Linked DNA regions of Homo sapiens: region 1 is linked to region 2. A link is an interaction called in ENCODE POLR2A ChIA-PET data of the cell type or tissue named here. Cell type or tissue: MCF 10A. All regions are shown on one strand. Each heading gives the region's core, and the rest is flanking DNA. Links, peaks and the distances in the headings are about the cores only.

Region 1 (5,343 bases), core at 864-4,863, 150 kb before region 2:
CCTCTTGGAAAGTGTTAGCAGCTCGTTGCATCTGTAAAGGATGGAGGTGCCTTTGATCACTTCAATCAACTCACAGCTTCTCCCTTCCCAAAGGCAAGAGGCACCCTTGGCTTCCTCCTGCAAGGGCTCTGGGTACAAGCCTGAGCTTGCTGCCACCGTTAGTCTCCCACTGTGCTGGGGCTGAGGGAGGGGGCTGCCGGGCCCACGGTGGAGTTTGGGGGGATTTCAGGTTAACCCACAGTATATGGGAGGGTGGGTTTCTTTTCCTTTGTGCCGTCATTTTTCCAAGGCGGCAATCAAAGGAGAGCAACCTGTGGTATAATTCAAGGCTGGCAAAGAGACAGACAAAGATGATGGCAGAGGTGCCTCCCCTGCAGCCTGTGGATCCATACTGCACTCACGTCCTCACTCTGAAGGTGGCCTCCTATGAACACCTGCAGCTCAGGCCCGGGAGTTCTTATCTGTTTGTGACAGGACATTCCACCCACATGTAGGACAAGGCAGACATTGCTGGAGTGTTTGAGCCGCAGGGAGCAGCGCTCAACCAACCATGGATGGGACTGGTGGATAATCGCCCAGCTCCCTTCCCTTTCCATGGGACAGCTCTGGGATGCATGCTTTGCCCTGGCCCCAGCAGAGCTGAACCTCAGTTGCCACCTGCCCCCCAGCCCCCTCCGTAGGAACATGCCTGGGGACACACCCTTCCTTGGCTGCCTTCCCGTTCCCATCCCTGTCTCTCACTGTCCCCTCCCTCCTGGTGTTTCCTGAATCACTGTGCAAATAAACTACTCACACCCCAGCTCCTGTTTCAGGGTCCACTTCTTGAGGGGTGTAAGCTAATCAGTCTGTGCAGTTTGGTTCTGGAGGTCACTGAAAAGACTCACTCCTCCCTCTTTCTACCCTGAAGACGGAAAGCTCCCTTTCCCCATCCAGATGTGAACTCTGACTGCAGTGAAGTGAGACCTTGGGTGGGGGGCAGGAGAGGGACCCAAGGGTTGACAAGAGTAAGGAATGGTAGAAGAAAGGGCTTGGGGTGCTCCAGTGTGCCCCGAGAACTGAGGAGGAGGCCCATGCCATACCCACAAACTTTTCATTAGTTAAGTGAAGTATGGATGGAATGATCTTTGGATGCCATTCGAGCCTGCTAGCCAAGTTGTTCCTGTCTGTACCACCCCACCCAGCCAGTGTACAGCAGGGAGTGGAGGTAGCAGTCATACAGTATGGTGGTTAGGAGCTCAAGCTCTGGGTTTAAATAAACCTGGGCTCAGCTGCTGGCTTTCCTACTCATAAGCTGTGTGATCTTTAGCAAGTCACTTAACCTCTCTGAGCCTCAGTTGATATTCCAGCAACACTGCAATGAGCCTTCCTGCACATGTGCCCTTGGGCAACAGGCAGGAGCTTCTCTAGGACATATCCCTGGTGACCAGACGTGCTGAGTCGTAGGGTCTGGACAACTTCTGCATTTATTCATGAGGGCTGGCGCGCTTGGCAGTGATTAAAAACGTGGACTCACATCAGCAAGCGGTGTGTGCTTCTCGGGTGCTCTGATACATCCCTTACAAACACAAACGGAATTACAGTATGCAATCAACTTGCTTTTTTTTTTTTCACCACGTATACGTATTGGAGATCTTTCCATATCTAGCCACCTCAATATGCCTCATTTTAAAAACCATTTTATTGAATCATAATTATAGAAAATTGCATAGCAGGATGAACTTTTACAGTGTGAAAAACACTTGAGTAATCAGTACTGAAATCCAAAACCAGAATGTTACCTCTATTCCAGAACCCCCCTGCTGGTCCCTCCCCTCCCTCAACCACAACGGATTTATAAATATGTACTCTTGGCGTATGTGTGTCTAGCTTCTTTGGCTAAGAACTAGTTTATGAGATTTATGGATGTTGTTGCATGTAGTGACATTTTGGCAATGCCTGGAGACATTTTTGGTTGCCCCGACTTGCAGAGGGAAGTGCTACTGGCATCTTGTGGGTGGAGGCTTCAAAACGTCCTCCACCCCCCACTCAGGACAGCCCCCACTACAAAAATAATCTGGCCCCCAAGTGTCAGTAGTGCCTAGCTTGGGAAATCCTGTTATACACTGTGTGAGGGACTTAGGGGTTTGTTCTAAGAGTACTGGAGAAACCACGGCCTTTGTTCAGCTTTTAAATACTGCAAACTATTTTCCAAAGTGGCTGTGTCCTCTTTCTTTGTGAATACCTGCATTCTTTCCCATCATGTGGGTGTATCATTTTACCAGTTCCCATCCATTAATTTTATATTGTTTCCAGTCTTTTGGCCATTACACCAGTGCCAAAATGAGAATCCTTGTAACAGTCTATAGCAGGCTTGTCCAACCCACAGCCTGTGGGCTGCATGCAGCCCAGGATGGTTTTGAATGTGGCCCAACACAAATTTGTAAACTTTCTTAAAACATTATGAGATATATTTATTTATTTATTTTTAGCTCATCAGCTTTCATTAGTATTTGTGTATTTTATGTGTGGCCCAAGACAATTCTTCTTCCAGTGTGGCCCAGGGAAGCCAAAAGATTGAACACCCATGGTCTACAGTATTTGGAAAGAATATCAGCCAGGCGCAGTGGCTCAGGCCTGTATCCTAGCACTTTGGGAGGCCGAGGCAGGCAGATCACTTGAGGTCAGGAGTTTGAGACCAGCCTGGCCAACATGGTGAACCCCCATCTCTACTAAAAGCACAAAAATTTGCTGGGCATGGTGGCATTTGCCTGTAATCCCAGCTACTTGGGAGGCTGAGGCAGAAGAATCGTTTGAACCCGGGAGGCGGAGGTTGTGGTGAGCCAAGATTGTGCCATGGCACTCTAGCCTGGGCCACAGAGTGAGACTCCATCTCAAAAAAAAAAAAAAAGAAAAAGAATATCATATTTGGATATAAGTGTATGCACGTGTGTGTGCACACACACACACACACACACACACCCCATTTTCTGGAGACCCCAGACAATGGGACACGACTAAATTTGATTTACATGTAAACTTCCTTCATTCCCTGCATGTTTAATATTGAACTTGCTTGCAGAAATAGCTCTCATCATCTTGGCTTCTGCCCCGGCTTCACATCTCGTGCATGTGGACACACGATCTGGAAAGATAAACAGGAAATCCCTCCCGGCATGGGAAAATGGAGGAGGCCTCTGTTCCTCTGAGAGCTGGGACTCAAAAAAGCTAAGTGTCAGCCTGGTTGGGGCCAAGGGGACTCCCTGCCTGCAAACAGGACTGGGCAGCTCTGGGGAAGATGTTGCAATTTTTTTTTCCTCTAAATGCTTCATGTGAACTAATTCCACTTTGAAATTAATCTCTGGCATCTAGTTGCCTTCTATTTTTTTCTTTAAAACAATATTTTAACCTAAATTTATAGATCTGGACCTGCCTCTGTGCCTTTTATCTTTGTCTAAAATTCAAGTAATGGGTAATACTTTGATTTCAAATGCATTAAACTATAACCACATAATATGTATTGATCATTTTTAACCTCGCCTGTTTTTCAAGCAGCTAGATTTAACAATTTCTCTAAAGTTAACTCTAAATGTTACAGGAACAGTAAAGTCAATAGAACAGAAATTTAAAAATACATATCATATAAAGGAAGGCTAAACCCAGATTCATGCAGTTACTCTTAATAAGAATTAGATTTAGCTCTGAGCTTTCTGGCAAAGCAATAAGGAAAACGCAATGCATCACCCAATATCTTGTTTTCTTGTCAAAGGAAAACTGCACATCTTTAGCTGAGATAATTATTTTCTTGATCTTAAGTTCTGAAATCAGCAGATGTGAACATTTAAAATTTATCCTTCCGGTCTATGTTTTCATCTCTGCTCTTCTTACTTACCCTGGATGGAATATAGGTGCCATGTTGTCACCCCTGTACTGAATTGATAGCTGCCTGGTTGACCGCTTTCTATGTGCCTGGCACTAGGCTGTGTGCTTTACCCTTGGAATATCAACTGTTATTATCCCACGTTACTGCTACAGGAATCGAGGTTCAGAGAGGTTAAGTAACAGCCTCCAACTCATACTTGGCAAGTACTGGAGTTGACAGGTAGGCAGGGCAGGGATTTTTGTCCTCTGAGAAAGAAAATAACTTGTCCAACTTCACACAGCTGGAAAACGCCAAAGCTGGGATTCAAACTAGAGAATTTAGAGATCTTACATGTCTTTAGTACCTACTAAATGCCAGGACACTTTGAGGAATGATGAGGAAGTGTAGGTCAAGGTTAAGAGAGTAGCTGACAGATCTGGGCTCAGTTCTGCCTCTTAATTGACCCTGGGCAATTTCTTAATGCCTCTGAACCTCAGTTTATTCACCTGCAAAATGGGTAGATTATAGCCTAACCTCAGAGGGTGTTATGGGAATTCGGTGAGTTGATGCCTGGGGAGGATTTAGCACAGAGCCTAATGAGGAGGGTGCCCATCAATGTCAGCTCCCATCAATGTCAACATCTTGCTGGTCAATATCAGCAAGAATCCTCGATGAGGCAAAAATCACCAGCTCTGTGCTTCAGGTGGAATCTATTTCTCTTTCTTCTCCTTTCTTCTTTCTTCTCCCCAGCCCTGCACTCCCCCAGCTCTCTGATCATCCTGAAGGGCTGAAGAAAACAACCAGGGAAAAGCTGGAGTTTAATAAATAAGCTCCCTTCGAAATGACCAGAGGGCCCCAGGCATGAGCTGTCTGCAGTGGTTTTCACAGCAAGCTTCACAGCAATACCTTAGGTTTTTATTTATATTACATTTCCCTGTTTACAAAGCCCTCATCTGCCTGCCAGTTACCTCCCTGAACTTCTCCTGCAGTTCTGAGAGGGGGTAGGGATTTCCATTCCCATTGAAAGGAGGCCCAGAGAGGTTAGTGACTTCCCCCAAAGTCACCCAGCAGAGCAGAACTCACATCTTCTGCCTCTAAGTTCAGAGATTTCTTCATAGCATCCTGCTGCAGGACAGCAGTTAATGAAACCGTTTCCGGAAATAATTAAGAGTTAGAGCTGGGAAAAACATATTTTGAATTGGCCAAGAGGGAATTGAAAAACTGCACATGTCAAATCTCTGTTTTTTTCTCCTGATGTGGCTTTTTGCCCCTCATCCCCTGTTCCTTTTGTCCCATGTTTCTCTGACTGCCTTCACTCTCTCACACATAAGCAAAGCAGCAGACTGGTTCATTCATTCATTCATTCATTCATTCACTGTTATGGACTGAATTACATTCCCTAAAATTTCTATGTTGATATTTTAAACCCCAATGTCTCAGAATTGTGACTGTATTTGGAGATAGAACATTTAAGAGGTAATTAATGTAAAATGAGGTCACATGGT
Region 2 (5,343 bases), core at 740-4,739:
GATAGAGATTAGATAGACAGACAGACAGAGGGAGAGAGATAAAAGAGAGAGAGAGGGAGAATCTTAATGGAACTTCAAGATGCCATGAACACAGTGTATGTATTGGGAGAGAGAAAAGATAGGCCACCACTCAATAAATACAACTTTAAGAAGCCAGAAAATACATACGGTGTAACAAAGAGACGCCTACAACCTCCAAATGACAGCAAAGATCATATTTGTTAAGTGAAGAAATTGTTTACTTTCTGGCCAGAAAGCTTGAGGTCTAGAACAGGGATTGGCAGGTGACAGCCCGTGGGCCAAATCTGGCCCCTTGCCTATTTTTGTAAATAAAGTTTTATTGGCACACTGCCTGGTCCAGTCCTGTATTTCTGGCAGAGTTGAGTAGTTGTGACAGAGGCTGTGTAGCCCACAAGTCCTAAAATATTTACTGTCTACCTCTTTTTTTTTTTTTTTGACAGAGTCTCACTCTGTCACCCAGACTAAAGTGCAGACACCATCTTGGCTCACTGCAGCCTCAAGCTCCTGGGCCCAAGCGAACCCCCTGCCTCAGCCTCCCAAGTAGCTGGGACTACAGGTGTGCACCACCACACCTGGCTAAGACTTTATTTTTTAAGTAGAGATGGGGTCTCACCATGTTGCCCAGGATGGCCTCAAACTCCTGGCCTCAAGCAATCCTCCCACCTCAGCATCCCAAAGTGCTAGAATATAAGCATAAGCCACTGTGCCTGGCCTGTCTGGTTCTTTATAGAAAAAGTTCCCTACCCTGTCCAGAGCAGGGTTTCATAAACTTTAATATACACACAACCCACCTGGGACGCAGAATTGATTCAGCAGGTCTTGGGGGGCCTGAGATTCTGCATTTCTAATGTGCTACCAGGAGATCCCCGTGCTGCTGGCCCATTGACCATACTTGTGTTTGAGCAAGTAACAAATATCTTGTGTGTCTCCATTCAGAGAGGGTACATGAACTGATTTATAAAAACCTTCAGGCATCAAAATACAACACAGATAATTTAGGAGGTTTATTTGCCAAATCAAAGGATTCTCCACTTTTTAGAAGGATTTCTAGTGGCCTGCTTTGGACCACTCTTCTCCTTCCCACTTAATGTGTCCACACCCAGAGAGACATTGCTATGGTTTGAATGTCTGTCCCCTCCAAAACTCAAGTTGAAATTTAATTGTCATTGTGATGATATTGGGAGGCGGGACTGGTACTGAGTAATCAATGGGCTTGCTACCCAATGTGCCCAGAGGCCAATATCATGGCACTGGCTTTTAAGAAGAGAAAAGCTTTATTGCTAGTCAGCTGGCAAGGAGACAGGAGGAAAGGCTCAAATCTGTCTCCCCACGCTAGGGTTTGGGTCAGGTTTTATAAGCATAGGGTAATGAGGCATGATCTGATTGGATCTTGCAATGAGATGATGTGGGGAGGCATGACCTGATTGGATCCTGCCATGGGGTAACGTCAGAGCTCAATCCGATTGGATTCTGGATCCTGCCATGTAGTGTCTGCTTCTGAATTCAGTCCCTGCTCCTCAGTCTGAGCACTTAGGTTCCCCCTGTGGTTGCACACTTGGTTCATCTGGGCATGCTCAGGTTACATGACCTTCAATCTGAGGGTCCATGGCAAATGAAAAACAACTCACAACTTTGTTACGTAAAAGTTGAACTAGACTGGTCCGATGAGGTTACAGGACTTTTAAGAGGTGTCTGGGTTATAAGAGCTCTTCCCTCATACATGGATCAAAGATGTTATCACAAGAGTAGCTCAGGTATGGCAGGAGTGGGTTCATCCCCTCTTTAAAAAGCTCTGTCTCTCTCTCTCTGTGACTCATCTCTCTTTTACCCTCTCACTATCCACCATATGATGACTCAGCAAGAAAGCCCTCACCAGATGCCAACACCTTGATCTTGGCCTTCCCTGTCTCTAGAACTGTGAACCAATAAATTCTGTTCATTATAAATTACCAGTCTCAGGTGTTCTAGTATAGCAGCACAAAACAGACTAAGATAGACACTTTTAAATTCCAAGCAGCACCCAGGAACATGACAGCAGGAGCCCCCAAATTTCAGCTTGCAAGATGATAGGGAGTAGGGAGAAAATATCCAAACTTTCTTCCACATTTATATCTTTTATCAACCTTTAATAATGTCCAATGTGGGTGTGTGTGTTTTATAACAGAAATAATATATTAGTACAGTGAGTCGTACCTGCACATCACTTATAAACATGTAATAAATATATCCCATTTATAAATAAGTAAGTGTGCATGCTCTGGGATATGCACCAGTACACTAGTTTTGAGGCAACAGATCTACCCGAGGAGGCATCCTGTAGGTTGAAGCTGAGCCTGAGCTGTGCTCATATTCTGAGTCAGACCTTGGCAGACTTTCAGCTCCAGTGCCAGCAGGCAAGGCAAGCTGTGTGGGCACAAGTTAAGTTATTTCTCACAAGCACAGCAGCAGGTGTTCCAGAAAGACTTGGAAGCCAAACAGACACATTCCAGTCCCTGTGAGTGCCAGCCACATGAGGTGTCAGGGCACCTGGCAGAGCATTTCTGGAGAGGAATAAGGGAGTGCAGGGGCAGGGGATGTGGGTGATGCCAAGGAAAGCCTTGCACTAGATCAATGACAACAATAGCAAATGTTGCTGTCATTTATTGAGCACCTACTACTTGCCAGCATCTATGCCAAGTTTTAGAAACAAATTACTTCATTTAATCCTTGTGAGGTAGGTACTCTACTTATCCCCCATTTTACAGAGGAGGCAACTGAGGTTCAGAGAGGCAAAGTGACTTGTCTAAGGACACAGAAAGTGGGGGAGAAAGACTGTGGTTTTTAGAAATATTGATTCTCCAAAAGAGCGATGAGATCCCAATGAAAACACTAGGGGTTTTTAAACATTGAATTCTGAGCAAGCCACACAGTAGAGCTATGCACTAGTGATGACACTTGCACCTCTTTGTGGAGCACTTATTCTGTGCAACACTCTGTTGAATCTTCTACAGATGCCTCCTTTAACCCCCGGAGGAACCCTGAGAGACCCTGAGAGGTGAAGGGAGAGGAAAGGAGGCTGACTCACACAGGCTTCCTGGTGCTTCCTCAGCGGTGGATGCTGTCAGGATCAGACCCATGGGGTGGAGACCTTGGTGAACCGAAGCTCAAAGAGCCTGGCTGAAAGAGATGCTCTTTCTCAGCTCCATGCAATTGTTGCCCTGTAGAAATGAGGGCTATGTTTCGTTAGGTCTTCCGATTTTCCAATAGAAGGCAGAAATCCGGACTTATACCTAGCATCTCTTGGTTTTATACCTTAACAAATTTTTTAGAATTTAAAACTCTGCAGACCAAACAAATGACATCCATGGCCCAGGAGACCTCTGCGCTCAATGCTTACTTGCAGTAATTTTACCTTCCAGTACATATCTACTCTGAGGGAGGTGAGATGCTTTGTCTCCTGTGACAGGCTGGAATGTGAGTTTCGTTACCATCCCATTTTACAGAGGGGGAAACTGAGTCTCAGAGAAGTGCACACCCAAGGCCACAGCGTGACTCAGAGACAAGACTGAGAGCTAAATTTTGTCTTGGTTCAGAGGCAAGCTTGGGAGCTAAAATGTCTCTTGGTTCTTTGAGGGGGGCTGGCCTAGGCTGCTTTGCTTTCAGCTGTCATTCTGAGCTGTCTCCAACAGTGTGAAGAGGAGGGAGGAGAAAAGGAAGAAAAGAGGAGGGGACTGGAGTCCATCCAGTCTGTCCCAGCTCCTGCCAGGCTCCATCTGACCCTAGGAGAGCAATCCTGGACCCAAGCTCCAGCCAAAAAGCCTCTCTCCTCCACTCAGGCTGGGAGGTTGCTTTCTAGGAGCTCAGGATGCAAAGGTGGACACTGTGGGCTGCAGCCTTCCTGACCCTCCACTCTGCACAGGCCTTTCCACAAACAGACATCAGTATCAGTCCAGGTAAGTGCAGGGACCAGGGCTGGGAGCAGGTGGAGAGGAGTACACTCTCAGGAACTTATTCTATCGGTGAGGCCTGGCAGCTTCTGTTGGGGGGTTGGGGTGGCCTGACCCGAGTCTCCTGACAGCTTTCCCCCTACCAGCTTTGTCATGGGCACTCTTCTAGGCCCAGACACAAAAAGTCCTGGGTTTGAATCCCAGTTTTGCAGTTTACAAGCTGTGTGACATAGAGGAAGTTTCTTGATCTCTCTGAGCCTCAGCTTCTTCTAGAAAGTTGGGTCGCAATGGCATTCTCTTTGGGCTACTGTGCAAGGCAGATAAGATAACATGAGGAAAGTGCTTTGCACAGTGTCTGGCACTACAGGAAGATCTGAACATGGTAGTTTTGTGAGGGATTTGGCATCTGGGCCCCAACCCCACCTTGGCTGTGACAGCCTTCCCAGGGAGCTTTCAGAGCTGCTGCAGTGCCACCAGAGGTTAGGTGCGCAGGGAGGGAGACTTGTCCCTCTAATGGCCTCCCTGGAGGCCTGGCCCAGCAACCCCCAGCCTTGTGGGGCATCCCCAGGGATGAGAACCTGTCAGCCTTGGGCATGTGGCCTCCCAGTGTCCCATATGGAGGGTGAGGGTCTTCAAATGAGCTCAACTTCTTCCACTTTGCAATAGGAAGGCTGGGTTACTGATTCTGGGGGACCCTCATCTGGATGAGAAGAGTTCTGAATCCTATAATTTGGTGGCCAAGAGTCTTGACTGTCACCTCTACCAGGTTCTTTCCAGGCTTGTTTATGTTCATATATGGATTTATTTATCATAGCAGTGGCAGAGATATCATTTTTAAATCCCCGTTCAAGTAAAACTAATAATGAAATACCTAGATGGAGATTCTCATAAGGCCAAATTATTGGGTTGTGATAGTGTTAGAGTGACTTTAAACAGAGGGTTGATAGGGTTGTCAGATAAAATACCAATAAATAAATATTAATAAATTATTTCTTAGTGTAAGCATGCCCCAAATATTACATGGGACGTATTTATACTAAAAATTATCTGTTTGTTTACCTGAAATCAAATTTAACTAGGTATCCTTCTTTTTTTTTTTTTTTTTTGTTAATCTAGCATCCCTAGTGGTAACAATAAGGGATAGTCTTAGCTCATTTGGGCAAGGGGTTTCAGTTCTGTCCTAAACTCTCTGAGTGTATTCATCAGCTCAGGCTGCGAATATCACAGACTGGGGAGCTTAAGCAACAAACATTTATTTCTCACAGTTCTGGAGGCTGGGAAGTTCAAGATCAGGATGCCAGCAGATTTTATTCCTGGTGAGGACTCTCTTCCTGGCTTGCAGATGGCCGCCTTCTCACTGTACCCTCACATGGCAGAGTAAGAGAAAGCTCTGGTC

What was found. Peaks named below come from ENCODE experiments on the same cell type or tissue, not always from the same donor. Only the 100,000 strongest peaks of a DNase experiment are listed, where the experiment ranks them.
Region 1: POLR2A ChIA-PET joins it to region 2 with 6 read pairs; 1 of 35 experiments calls an interaction of 5 or more read pairs at or near these places.

Annotation. Positions count from the first base shown.
Region 1 is chr16:19,135,586-19,140,928 of GRCh38, forward strand. It overlaps LOC124903657 (a long non-coding RNA gene), which reads left to right. Exons shown (of 2, transcript XR_007065011.1): 2 at 1-799. Among named protein-coding and RNA genes, the nearest start is that of ITPRIPL2, 24 kb to the left of the region's middle. In MCF 10A, for the core only: no CTCF peak of the experiment used is centred there; DNase peaks (open chromatin) are centred at 1,516, 1,876 and 3,166.
Region 2 is chr16:19,281,987-19,287,329 of GRCh38, forward strand. It overlaps CLEC19A (C-type lectin domain containing 19A), which reads left to right and starts at 3,745. Exons shown (of 5, transcript NM_001256720.2): 1 at 3,745-3,953. The coding sequence starts at 3,866. In MCF 10A, for the core only: no CTCF peak of the experiment used is centred there; DNase peaks (open chromatin) are centred at 1,885 and 2,415.